Regions from separate parts of the Homo sapiens genome. Here region 1 is linked to region 2. The links are chromatin loops, found by intact Hi-C in ENCODE. Cell type or tissue: mammary epithelial cell. All regions are shown on one strand. Links, peaks and the distances in the headings refer to the core of each region. The heading gives the core; the rest is flanking DNA.

Evidence for each region. Hi-C counts contacts between places; a loop is a spot of excess contacts. Peaks named below come from ENCODE experiments on the same cell type or tissue, not always from the same donor. Only the 100,000 strongest peaks of a DNase experiment are listed, where the experiment ranks them.
Region 1: a loop joins it to region 2, with 6 times the contacts of the local background. A loop is called at or near these places in 1 of 110 quality-filtered maps.

What each region holds. Positions count from the first base shown.
Region 1 is chrX:57,570,849-57,576,634 of GRCh38, reverse strand. No RefSeq gene overlaps it. Among named protein-coding and RNA genes, the nearest start is that of ZXDB, 18 kb to the left of the region's middle. In mammary epithelial cell, for the core only: a CTCF peak has its summit at 2,687 (motif pointing left); no DNase peak of the experiment used is centred there.
Region 2 is chrX:56,761,649-56,767,434 of GRCh38, reverse strand. All of the region lies in intron 2 of NBDY (negative regulator of P-body association), which reads right to left. Among named protein-coding and RNA genes, the nearest start is that of NBDY, 35 kb to the right of the region's middle. RefSeq lists enhancers at 106-335, 2,819-3,178, 3,174-3,675, 3,639-3,758, 3,779-3,828. In mammary epithelial cell, for the core only: CTCF peaks have their summits at 2,834 (motif pointing left) and 3,493 (motif pointing right); DNase peaks (open chromatin) are centred at 2,844 and 3,584; H3K4me3 peaks cover 686 bases; H3K27ac peaks cover 654 bases.

The DNA.
Region 1 (5,786 bases), core at 927-4,926, 810 kb before region 2:
TAAAACATTTGTATGTCTTTTCATTTCTTTTTCAACTTTCATTTTAGATTCATTGGGCACATGTGCAGGTTTGTTACCTGGGTATATTGCATGTTGCTGAGGTTTGGGGTACAAATGATCCCATCACCCAGGTATTGAGCATAGTACCCAACAGTTTGTTTTTCAACCCTTGCTCCCCTCCCCCGTCCCCCTCTAGTAGTCTCCAGTGTCTCAGTAGACACTTTATGTCCATGAGTACTTGGGAGGAAATTTATTGGTGTAGTCACACTGCCACCTCCCAAGGGGCCACTCCTGAGGTTATTAAAGGTATACAAACCTCTTCCCCATGAAAGTTTCCCCTAAAATGGAGTCCATAAAGTATTTGGTCCCCCACTGAAACACAATAATGTTGCAATACAAGGGAACATAAAAGGGACCTATGCCTTGATACAATTGATATATTTTTTTTTCTTTTTTGAGACAGAGTCTTGATCTGTCACCCAGGCTGGAGTGCAGTGGCGCGATCTCGGCTCACTGAAACCTCTGCTTCCTGGGTTCAAGTGATTCTCCTGCCTCAGCCTCCCAAGTAGCTGGGACTACAGGAGCATGCCACCACACCTGGCTAATTTTTTTTTATATATTTTTAATAGAGACAGGGTTTCACCATATTGGCAAGGCTGGTCTGGAACTCCTGACCTCATCATCTGCCTGCCTCGGCCTCCCAAAGTGCTGGGATTACAGGGGTGAGCCACCGTGCCCGGCCGATGTCTATTTTTAAAAAAATACTTGGTTCACCTGTTTTGTTCACTCATATGCAAGTGCCTCATAATTCAGGATCTAATTTGTTGTGTGGTTAGACTAACAACGTTCTTCTTGGACTGCCAAGAGCACCTACAAAACCTATCCCACACTCATGGGAACACATCAATACTATTTATTATTGGCAATCAACAGGAAACTCAAGCACAACACACAACAGTCACAGCAAGGAGGAACATGCAATTGCCGACTACACCAAACGTGCCTATAGCCTTAGCCACAGCAACATATAAGATGGTAAATCTAACCTAATGCAGGGTTTGCTTCTGCCAACCTGATTTTAGAAAACATAGTGTAATACTTCTTTCCTGGCAACGCTGCATCATATACCTCACTTATTTAGATGAGCCGATTCCCCTAACCATTGACATTCAACAACCTTATCCAGAGGCTTATCTCACATAAATGTATAGACAATGGTGGGCTGAGCCCACGACAAATTTAGTTAACCCAGGTGCTGAATGCAAGGTGGATAACACAAGCTTGTTTGACTATACCATTTTCTGCTCCTATTAACACAACCTGGAACTTCTGGAACTTCACGAAGCCATGTGAACTTCCCTTCAGTGGAACACAGAGAATACAGGCAGCCAGGGAGCCTGGTGGTCCTGTAAAGGAATCAGATGGCTTCCCTATCACAATCTTCTCCTCATCCAACCCTGAAGAATATTTCCTGCACTTGGGATTGGTGCAAAATTCCAGTAGAATTTTATTCAACAGTGGAACCCCCTCCGCCAAGTACTTGCCGCCACCAAACCACATTAGCTGCAACTCCCCAATGTCACAAATGAGCTTTCCAAATAGTTCTTCATGGTACTAACTTCCCTAGGATCACTAATTTTGGAGGCAGTAGGAACAGCATGTGTGTGGAACAGCACACCACAATTAAGAGAAACACAGATAGCCATGTTGAAGGAATTACCCACACAAATTAGATAAACAGCCCAAGGACCAAAACTCTTTGCTGAATCTCACTGTACTTTAGGGGCTATGGTGTGAGATAACTGCATAGCCCTAGGTCAGGTATTTGGCTGCTGGAGGGGTTGGAGGGCACGAGGGCTGTATGCTTGCTAAAATTATCTTCCTGCATGTGTGTAGATAATACCAAGTTTTACAGATAGCTGGGGTCATGTAGGAAAGGGGATATAAATGCCACTCTGTTGACTAAACGGATTGATCAAATCAAAATTGTCTCCTTTTCTAATCTATTCTACTGGCTGCCCAAGTGGGCAGACTGGCTGAGAACTGGCTTTAAAATCCTAATTTGTAGCCTTATAGCATTCTGGGTCTTGGGGACGCTTCATCGCTGGCTCCCAACTCAAACGCCGTGAAATAGCATACAACTTAGATTGTAGAATAACATGGGGCCAAGGCATGGACTGTTATATAAGTGGGTTTAATATCTTTAGATTGTGCCATGTATCTTGTCACCTATATTCAGAGATGGCTAAGACCATTAGCTCAAAGCTCATTGGAACTCAAATCAAATGTTTACACATCCAATTGCTTTAAATATGGCCCTCAATAAGCACATTTTTAGCCATTTAGAACCCACCCACATTGCACCCTCTGTAAAACCAGACACACCATCTGCTAGCTGTAGATAGGACATACTCTGGGGCTGGAAAAAAGCCTCAAGCCTCTGATGCCCATGGGAGCTCTCTGACCCAGAGACTCCACACCAGGCTGCTGAGTAACATCCCATAGACACGTAAGTCTCCTGTCCAATTCTTCTCTTCACTGGAAGTTGCCTTGAACTCTTCCTCTTCTGGGTGGTGGCCTCTTGCTGCTGCCTCTCTCTGGAAGGTCTCCTGCTTTGAGGGAAGTTCCCCTCTCCTAAAACCTTTCAAAGGGCCACCCAAATAAACCACGTTGTGTGCTACTGCCATCTCCTGGTCATGACTTTTTCCTTGCTCAGCCCTGACATCCAGGAAATCACCACACATACTTAATGGCAAAATTTGTCTGAAGCCTTGTTCTTTTTGCTTAGGATTATCTTGGATATACAGGCTCTTTTTTGTTTCCATATGAAATTCAAAGTGATTGTTTCCAATTCTATGAAGAAAGTCAGTGGTAACTTGATGAGGATAGCACTGAATCTATAAATTACTCTGGAGAGCAGTATGGACATTTTCACCATATGGATTCTTCCTATCCATGACCATGGAATGTTTTCCCATTTGATTGTATCCTCTCTTATTTCATTGAGCAGTGGTTTGTAGTTCTCCTCCAAGAGGTCCTTCACATCCCTTGTAAGTTGTATTTCTAGGTATCTTATTCTCTTTGTAGCAATTGTGAGTGGGAGTTCAATCATAACTTGGCTCTCTGTCTATTATTGGTGTATAGGAATGCTTGTGATTTTTGCACACTGATTTTGTATCCTGAGACTTTGCCGAAGTTGCTTATCAGCTTAAGGAAATTTTGGGCTGAGATGATGGGGTTTTCTAAATATACAATCATGTCATCTACAAACAGAGACAATTTGACTTCCTCTCTTCCTATTTGAATACCCTTTATTTCTTTCTCTTGACTGAATGCCCTGGCCAGAACTTCCAATATTATGTTGAATAGGAGTGGTGAGAGAGGGCATCCTTGTCTCGTACCCGTTTTCAAAGGGAATGCTTCCAGCTTTTGCCCATTCAGTATGATATTGGCTGTGGGTTTGTCATAAATAGCTCTTATTATTTTGAGATATGTTCCATCAATACCTAATTTATTTAGAGTTTTTAGCATGAAGGGGAGTTGAATTTTATCCCAGGCCTTTTCTGCATCTATTGAAGTAATCATGTGGTTTTTGTTATTGGTTCTGTTTATGCGATGGATTATGTTTATTGATTTGCATATGTTGAACCAGCCTTGCATCCCAGGGATGAAGCCAACTTGTTCGTGGTGGATAAGCTTTCTGATGTGCTGCTGGATTTGGTCTGCCAGTATTTTACTGAGGATTTTCCCATAGATGTTCATCAGGTATATTGGCCTAAAATTGTATTGTTTTGTTGTGTCTCTGCCAGGTTTTGGTATCTGGATGATGCTGGCCTCATAAAATGAGTTAGAGAGGAGTCCTTTTTCTGTTGTTTAGAATAGTTTCAGAAGGAATGGTACCATCTCCCCTTTGTACCTCTGGTAGAATTTGGCTGTGAATCCATCTGGTCCTGGGCTTTTTTTGGTTGGTAGGCTATTAATTACTGCCTAAATTTCAGAACTTGTTATTGGTCTATTCAGAGATTCAACTTTTTCCTGATTTAGTCTTGGGAGGGTGTATGTGTCCAGGAATTTAGCAATTTCTTTTAGATTTTCTAGTTTATTTGCATAGAGGTGTTTATAGTATTCTCTGATGGTAGTTTGTCTTTCTGCAGGATCAGCAGTGATATCTACTTTATCATTTCTCATTGTGTCTATTTCATTCTTCTTTCTTTTCTTCTTTATTAGTCTGGCTAGCAATCTATCAATTTTGTTAGTCTTTTCAAAAAACCAGCTCCTGGATTCATTGATTTTTTGAAGGGTTTTTCATGTCTGTAGCTCCTTCAGTTCTACTCTGATCTTAGTTATTTCTTGACTACGGTTAGCTTTTGAATTTGTTTGCTCTTCCTTCTCTAAATCTTTTAATTGTGATGTTAAGGTGTTGATTGTAGATATTTCCTGCTTTCTCCTATGGGGTTTTAGTGCTATAAATTTCCCTCTAAACACTGTTTTAGCCGTGTCCCAGAGATTCTGGCACATTGTGTCTTTGTTCTCATTGGTTTCAAAGAACTTATTATTTCTGGCTTAATTTCGTTATTTACCCAGTAGTCATTCAGGAGCAGGTTGTTCAGTTTCCATATAGTTGTGTGATTTTGAATGAGTTTCTTAATCCTGAGTTCTAGCTTGATTGCACTGTGGTCTGAGAGACTGTTATAATTTCTGTACTTTTGCACTTGCTGAGGAATGTCTTACTTCCAATCTGTGGTCAATTTTAGAATAAGTGGTATGTGGTTTTGAGAAGAATGTATATTCTGTTGATTTGTGGTGGAGAGTTCTGTAGATGTCTATTATGTCAGCTTGGTCCAGAGCTGAGTTTAAGTCCTGAATATCCTTGTTATTTTTCTGTCTTGGTGATCTGTCTAATATTGACAGTGGGGTGATACAATCTCCCACTATTACTGTGTGAGAGTCTACAAAGTCTCTTTGCAGGTCTTTAAGAATTTGCTTTATGAATCTGGGTGCTCCTGTATTGGGTGCATATATATTTAGGATAGTTAGCTCTTCTTGTTGCATTGATTCATTTATCATTATGAAATGCTCTTCTTTTTTTTTTCTTTGTTGGTTTAAAGTCTGTTTTATCAGAGAGTAGGATTGCAACCCCTGCTACTTATTTATTTATTTATTTATTTATTTATTTTGCTTTCCAATGCTTGATAAATATTCCTCCATCCCTTTATTTTGAGCCTATGTGTGTCTTTGCACATGAGATGGGTCTCCTGAATACAGCACACTGATGGATGTTGAATCTTTATTCAATTTGCCAGTCTGTGTCTTTTAATTGGGGCATTTAGCCCATTTACATTTAAGGTTAATATTGTTATGTGTGAATTTGATCCTGTCATTATGATGCTAGCTGGTTATTTTTCCCATTAGTTGATACAATTTCTTCATAGTGTTGATGGTCTTTACAATTTGGTATGTTTTTGCAGTGGCTGGTACCAGTTGTTCCTTTCCATGTTTAGTGCTTCCTTCAGGAACTCTAGTAAGGCAGGCCTGCTGGTGACAAAATGGCTCAACATTTGCTTGTATGTAAAGAATTTTATTTCTCCTTCGCTTATGAAGCATAGCTTGCCTGGATATGGAATTCTGGTTTGAAAATTCTTTTCTTTAAGAATGTTGAATATTGGCCTCCACTCTCTTCTGGCTTGTAGGGTTTCTGCCGAGAGATCAGCTGTTAGTCTGATGGGCTTCCCTTAGTGGGTAACCTGACCTTTCTCTCTAGCTGCCCTTAACAGTTTTTCCTTCAT
Region 2 (5,786 bases), core at 687-4,686:
GGGCTCCCACAGTGTAGCGGCGGGCTGAGGGGCTCCTCAAGGGCGGCCAGAGTGGACGCCAATGCCGAGGGGGCGCCGAGAGCGAGCGAGGGCTGCCAGGGCTGCCATCAGACTTTCACCTCTTAAGGGGACCCTAGGATCAAGGATCAGTAGGCTGGAGACCTTGTCGGAACGCTGTGGAGGCAGCAAGCCTTTGACTTTCCTTTGGACCTCTCCAGGTTTCATCGCTTTCGCTGGTGTAGAAAGTAAAAGAGAAAGGACGTATAATCATGGCTACTGGAAAACGGCAGAAGGACTGGGATCACAGGGCTGCCGCCCAAGTACAAGGCAGTGGCCACCCAGCTGGCTTACACAAGGTTTTGCTGGAGAATTGGGGGTCCTCCCAAAGCCTGGAGTTGCAGTTAGAGTTTACCACCTTGGGATGGCACATGGAGGTCCGAAGAACGGATAGACAGCTCAACAGGCAGCCACAGGGCCTGAGGCAGGAGTCTCCCTCAGCGGGGACATTCAGCAACTCACTCAAGACTGACTCTGCTCAGGCTGTCTCGGCTTTCACAGAGGTAGGGTTGGGAGGAGGGTGGCTCAGAGAGGCTGGGGAAGGCCACCAAGTACCACAGCTTCTCATGGCATCACACAGGGACAAGGCTTGGGGGCCCTTTTTAAGCAGCTTGACCCAGGATGCTCCAGTTTCATGCCTGCTGCTTGAGCCTATCTGATAACAGACTTCCCGAATTCATTCTCAGGAGAAGGCCCTAGTTGCCCAATAAATGGCATAATGACTCAGGCCTGGAGGCAGGAATGCTCCTCTGTCTCCCTTTCCCCTTTGCATATTTCGAACCCCTGTCGAAGAGAATGTGGGCAGTCGCATGCCTGTGGCGATGTGTGTTTGTGTCCCATAATGCTTGGGCCCCTACCCCTTTGATTTTGTGAGCTTACTTTATGTGTGTGTATGTGTGTGTTTGTGTGGGTATGTGTAAGCGTGTTTTTGTCTGGGTGTGCATGTATCTCTGTGTGTGTGTTTGTGATTTTATTTCTTCTTCTGGGGGTCTCTTGTAAGTGCCTGCATGTGTGTCTGTGTGTGCCTCCCTGTGTGAGTGAGAGTGGGCAAATGAACACGTGGCAGAGACACCCTGCCTGCACACACTGAAATGTGAGCAAATGAACACGTGGCAGAGACACCCTGCCTGCACACACTGAAATTCAGATTGATGTGTTCACATGGCTTGACTGGAAAAAAAGGAGTTAGGAAACAACTTGCCAAGGCTCCTACTGGCTCAGGATTACACTTACAGCATCCAGAAGGAGAATGGGAAATAACAATGAGCCATGAGGTATTGGGTAAAGGGTGCGTTCACCATGACATTTCACTTAAAAGTAACACGTGGGTAGCCTTTTGGTGGACCAGAGGGACTAAACTCATGACCTTCATCTGTGCTCCTTAAAGAACGAATGTGAAGCTTTCTCCAGGCCTAATTCTGCAGAGGGACATCCCACATCACCAAGGAGCAAAAGAAGAAGCAGTCTGCTAGAACACGTGCCCACCCAGATCCGCAAGTGAAAGGAAAAACAGAAGCAGAATCAGAAGCAGAAGCAAAAGCAAAAAAAGAAAAAGAGGCAAAGGAGAAGGAAGTGCAGGGGGAGGGGGAGGAGGAGTAGAAGGAGGAAAAAGAAGAAAAAGAAAAAGGAGGAGTAGGAAGATAAGAAGGAGTTGGAGGAGGAGGAGCAAGAGGAGAAGGAGGAGAAGGAGAAGAATTAAAGAAGAGGGGTAGGAGGAGGAAGAGGAAGAAGAATCAGAAGGAGAACAGGAAGTGAGAGGTCCATGCCACTGTAGCTGTCCCGAAGGATCTAGTTTAGGAGGGCCTCAACGCGTGGTGACATACAACGAGGGGCACGGAGCCACTTCTGACATCCGGCTTAAAGGACACACAACCAGGAAGCGTCTTGTTGATGGGGTATTTCCTGAGTAAGATCAAAAGCTTTGATCCACAAGTAGGCCTGCAGAAGCTACAGAGAACACAGGTGCTGGCTGAACCTTGCCCTGAAGATGTCATCAGCTGACTGCAAGGGGCTACCAAGCCCCAAGGCTACAAGGCCAAGGCAGGGAAGGACCGCCCAAAAAAGAATAAGATGAAAAACGGGGAGGAATTGGACACCAGGGAAAAGAGATAATCAGCCACCCACTGCAATATGGAGACAGGGCAGAAAGGAGAGGGAAACGCCAATTTCTCCTCGCAGGGGTCAGCTAGAGTCCTACTAATTTCCTTAGGAAAAGTAAGCCTGTTTTCCCTAACGGTGTCCCCGCGCCCAGCTGACCCTGCCTTCCAGTCTGCTCCTGGAGCAGAAGTGGAGAAAAAGTAAAGAGAATGAAGAAGAAAAAAGTGAAGGGAGAAAAACTCCAAAAGTACACAAAGAATCAGTGAGCAATGAGATTGACAGCGAACTGCAATGCAAAGTGCCTCAGATGGACAGCTGGCAGCACTATGAGTGGCCTCTTGTGGCCTCACAGAGGAAGAGCCACCAGCCAGGAGAAAGCATCAGCCCCTCAAGCCCGGGTCTGCACCGCGTGGGCACAGAGGCCTGTTGGGCCAGGAAGCTGCCCTGCTCCCTGTGGCCCCCACCCCTACCCCATCCTACTGTTGCCGGTTCCCCCAAAGTGACCACATAGATGGGAAGCCCTGCTGTAGGTGAGATGGGTGCTCCTAGGCCAGTTTCTTTTTTTTTTTTTTTTTTTTGGTGTTTGTTTTGGTTTTTGGCACCAAAAACAGAAAGAGGGAAAGAAAATGGGGGAAGGGAAAGACAAGACTGCTGTTTGTGGAGCCACATTGCCATCTAGTGGAAGTTGTTTCTGAACACAACAGGATGCACGGACACCTGCCTTCTGCCAGGAACAGAGATCAGCGAGGATGTGCTTAGACTATGTCTAAGCCTGGGTTTCCCCCACCGGGGTTCTGAGCCCTTGAAGGAAGTGTACCTGGCATTGGGACGCTTTGGAGAAGCAACTACTCTAGAGGCCCCAGGACAGAACAGCCAGGCAGCCCCAAGACCAGTCAGCCCAGAGGGCGGAGCTGGCCCGGCAGCCATGTTGAGATGGACATAAACGAAGCCACTGGCCGAGACGGGGGCCGTTTACTCTGGTGTCTTTTGTGGGGAGTTCCGGGGTTCCCTTGGCTGGAGCCACGTGTTGGCAAGGGGGCCCCGATCCTCCCGGGGAACAAAGGAGCTTCGGGATACTGGAGACGTGGCAACCCAGGACCAGCAGTACCTGGAGATGACCAGGGGAACCCATGGTGGGTCGCCCCTACCTGCCCTTTTTTTCGGAGAGAGCTGTGGAACCAGGGAGGCATCCTGGGAATGAGCACAGGCCAAGGGCCAGCTTGGAGTTCCTCTCTTGTCCTGCTTCAGCCTGGGGGCTCCATGCCGCCATCTCTTTTGCGCTCGTGGGGTTTCCCCAGCACTTGTGCCCAGCTGCCTCCGGTTTCTAGATACAGTTTCCGCTTGATGGCAGTATGGCTCCACAAACGCCAACTACAACTGTAACCCTGCCACTTCAACTCCAGGGCCTCCGCCTTTTCCCATGTGAAAAAAGGTAAAGAGGAAAGAGAAACAAAAAAAAAGACAGAGGAGTGAAAGGAATCAGTCACCTGGTCCCAGATTGATCACCAAACTCATGGGACCGTGTGACCAAGGACCAGGACCAGTAGGCTGGAGATCCTGTGGGAATCCTGTTTAGGGAGCCAGCCTTTGCCCTTCCTTTGGCTCTCTGCAGGTTTCATGGCTCTTGCCCGTGCAGAAAGTAAACAACAAAAAACATGATCATTACTGGGACACCACAGGAGGACTAGGATCATAGGGCTACTGCCCCAGGACAAGGTGCTGGTCACCCAGCTGGCTTACACAAGGTTCTGCTGCAGGACTGGGGGTCCTACGAAAGCCTGGAGCTCCAGGTAGAGTTTACCGCCTTGGGCTGACACATGGAGGTCATCAAAATAGGTGGACTGCTCAACTGGAAACCACAGGGCCTGAAGCAGGAGTATCTCTCAGAGAGGACACTCAGCAACTTGCTCAAGTCTGACTCTGCTCAGGCTGTCCTGGGTTTCACACAGATGGGGGTGGGAGGAGGGTGGCTCAGGGGTGCTGGGGAATGCCACCACACACCACAGATTCTTATGGCATCACACAGGGCCAAGGCTCCCAAGGGAACTCTCTCTGTCTCTAACACAAAGTGAGGTTCCTTTTTAAGCAGCTTGACCCAGGATGCTCCAGTTTTACACCAGCTGCTGGATCCTATCTGTTAACAGACTTCCCACATTGATTCTCAGGAGAAGGCGAGAGTTGCCCATCAATCAATGGCATGATGGCCCAGGCCTGGAGTCAGGAATTCTCCCCTGTCTCCTGTTCCCTTTGCACATTTAGAACCTGTGTGGGAGAAATTGTAGGCAGTCTCGTGCCTGTGGTGGTGTGTATGTGTCTGTGTGGGAGAATGCTTGGGCCTGCACCCCTGTGCCCCTGTGAGGTTTCTTGTTTGTGTGTCTATGTGTGTGTTTGTGTGTGTCTGCATGTGTCTCTGTGTGCGGGTGTGTTTGTGATTTCATTTCTGAGGTCCCTAGTGAGTGTGTGTATGTGTATCTGTGTCTATGGTTTGTGGGTGCCTTCCTGTGTGAGAGTGGGTAAACTGGCACATGGCAGAGACAGCCTGCCTGTATACACTGAAATCCGGATAGTTGTGTTCACATGGCTTGACTGGAAGGAGAGGAAATGGGGGAAAACTTGCTGAGGCTCCTACTGGCCAAGATTACATTATTAGATCGTCTTCAAGGAGAACAAGGTAGAAGGATGAATCGTGAGGTACTGGTAGGAAGTGCATTCAGAATGACATTTCACTTAAAAGTAACACATGGGTGGTTTTTTAGAGGACCAGAGGAACTGAACATGTGACCTTCATCTCTGCTCCTTTCAGAACAAAAGTGAAGCTTTCTCCTTGCCTAGCACGCAGAGGGACATCCCCCATTACCAAGGAGCAGAAGAAGCAGTCTCCATAGAACATTTGTCTCGCCAAGATCTGAAAGTGAAAGGAAAAGAGAGAGGAGGAGGAGGAGGAGGGAAGAAAAGAAGAAGAAAAAGGAGGAGGAGGTGGAAAGAAAGAAAGAAAAGAAAAGAAAAGAGAAAGAAAGAGGAAGAGGAGGAAGAGGAAGAAGAACCAGATGGAGAAAAAGAACAAGAAATGGCAGCTTCATGCCACCTCAGCTGTCCTGAAGGATAGAGTTCATGGGTGCCTCAATGCGTGGTGACATACATAACGAGTGACAAAGAGACAACAGTGACATCCCAGTGAAAGGACACACCACCAAGAAGCTTCTTGTTGATGGGATCCCTTGTGAGTCGGATCAAAAGCTTTGATCCACAAATAGGTCTGCAGGGGCTACAGAGGACAAAGATGCAGGCTAAACCATACCCTCTGGATGTCATCTGCAAACCGCAAGGGGCCACGAGCCCCTAGTCTACAAGGCCAATGAAGGGTAGGACCCCAGAAATGGGAGGAGAGAGGAAAAACGGAGAGGAAAAGGACACCAGGGAAAGGAGGTAATCAGCCACCTATGGCACTAGGGAGAGAGGGCAGAAAGGAGAGGGGCACCCCGATTACATCTGGCAGGAGTCAACTGAGGTCTTTCTAATTTCCTGAGGAAAAGAAGGCGTGTTCTCCCTAAATATGTTCGCTTGCCAACCGGACCCTGCCTTCCAGGCGAATCCTGACCTCCCCAAACCAGAAGTGGACGAGAAGTAAAGAC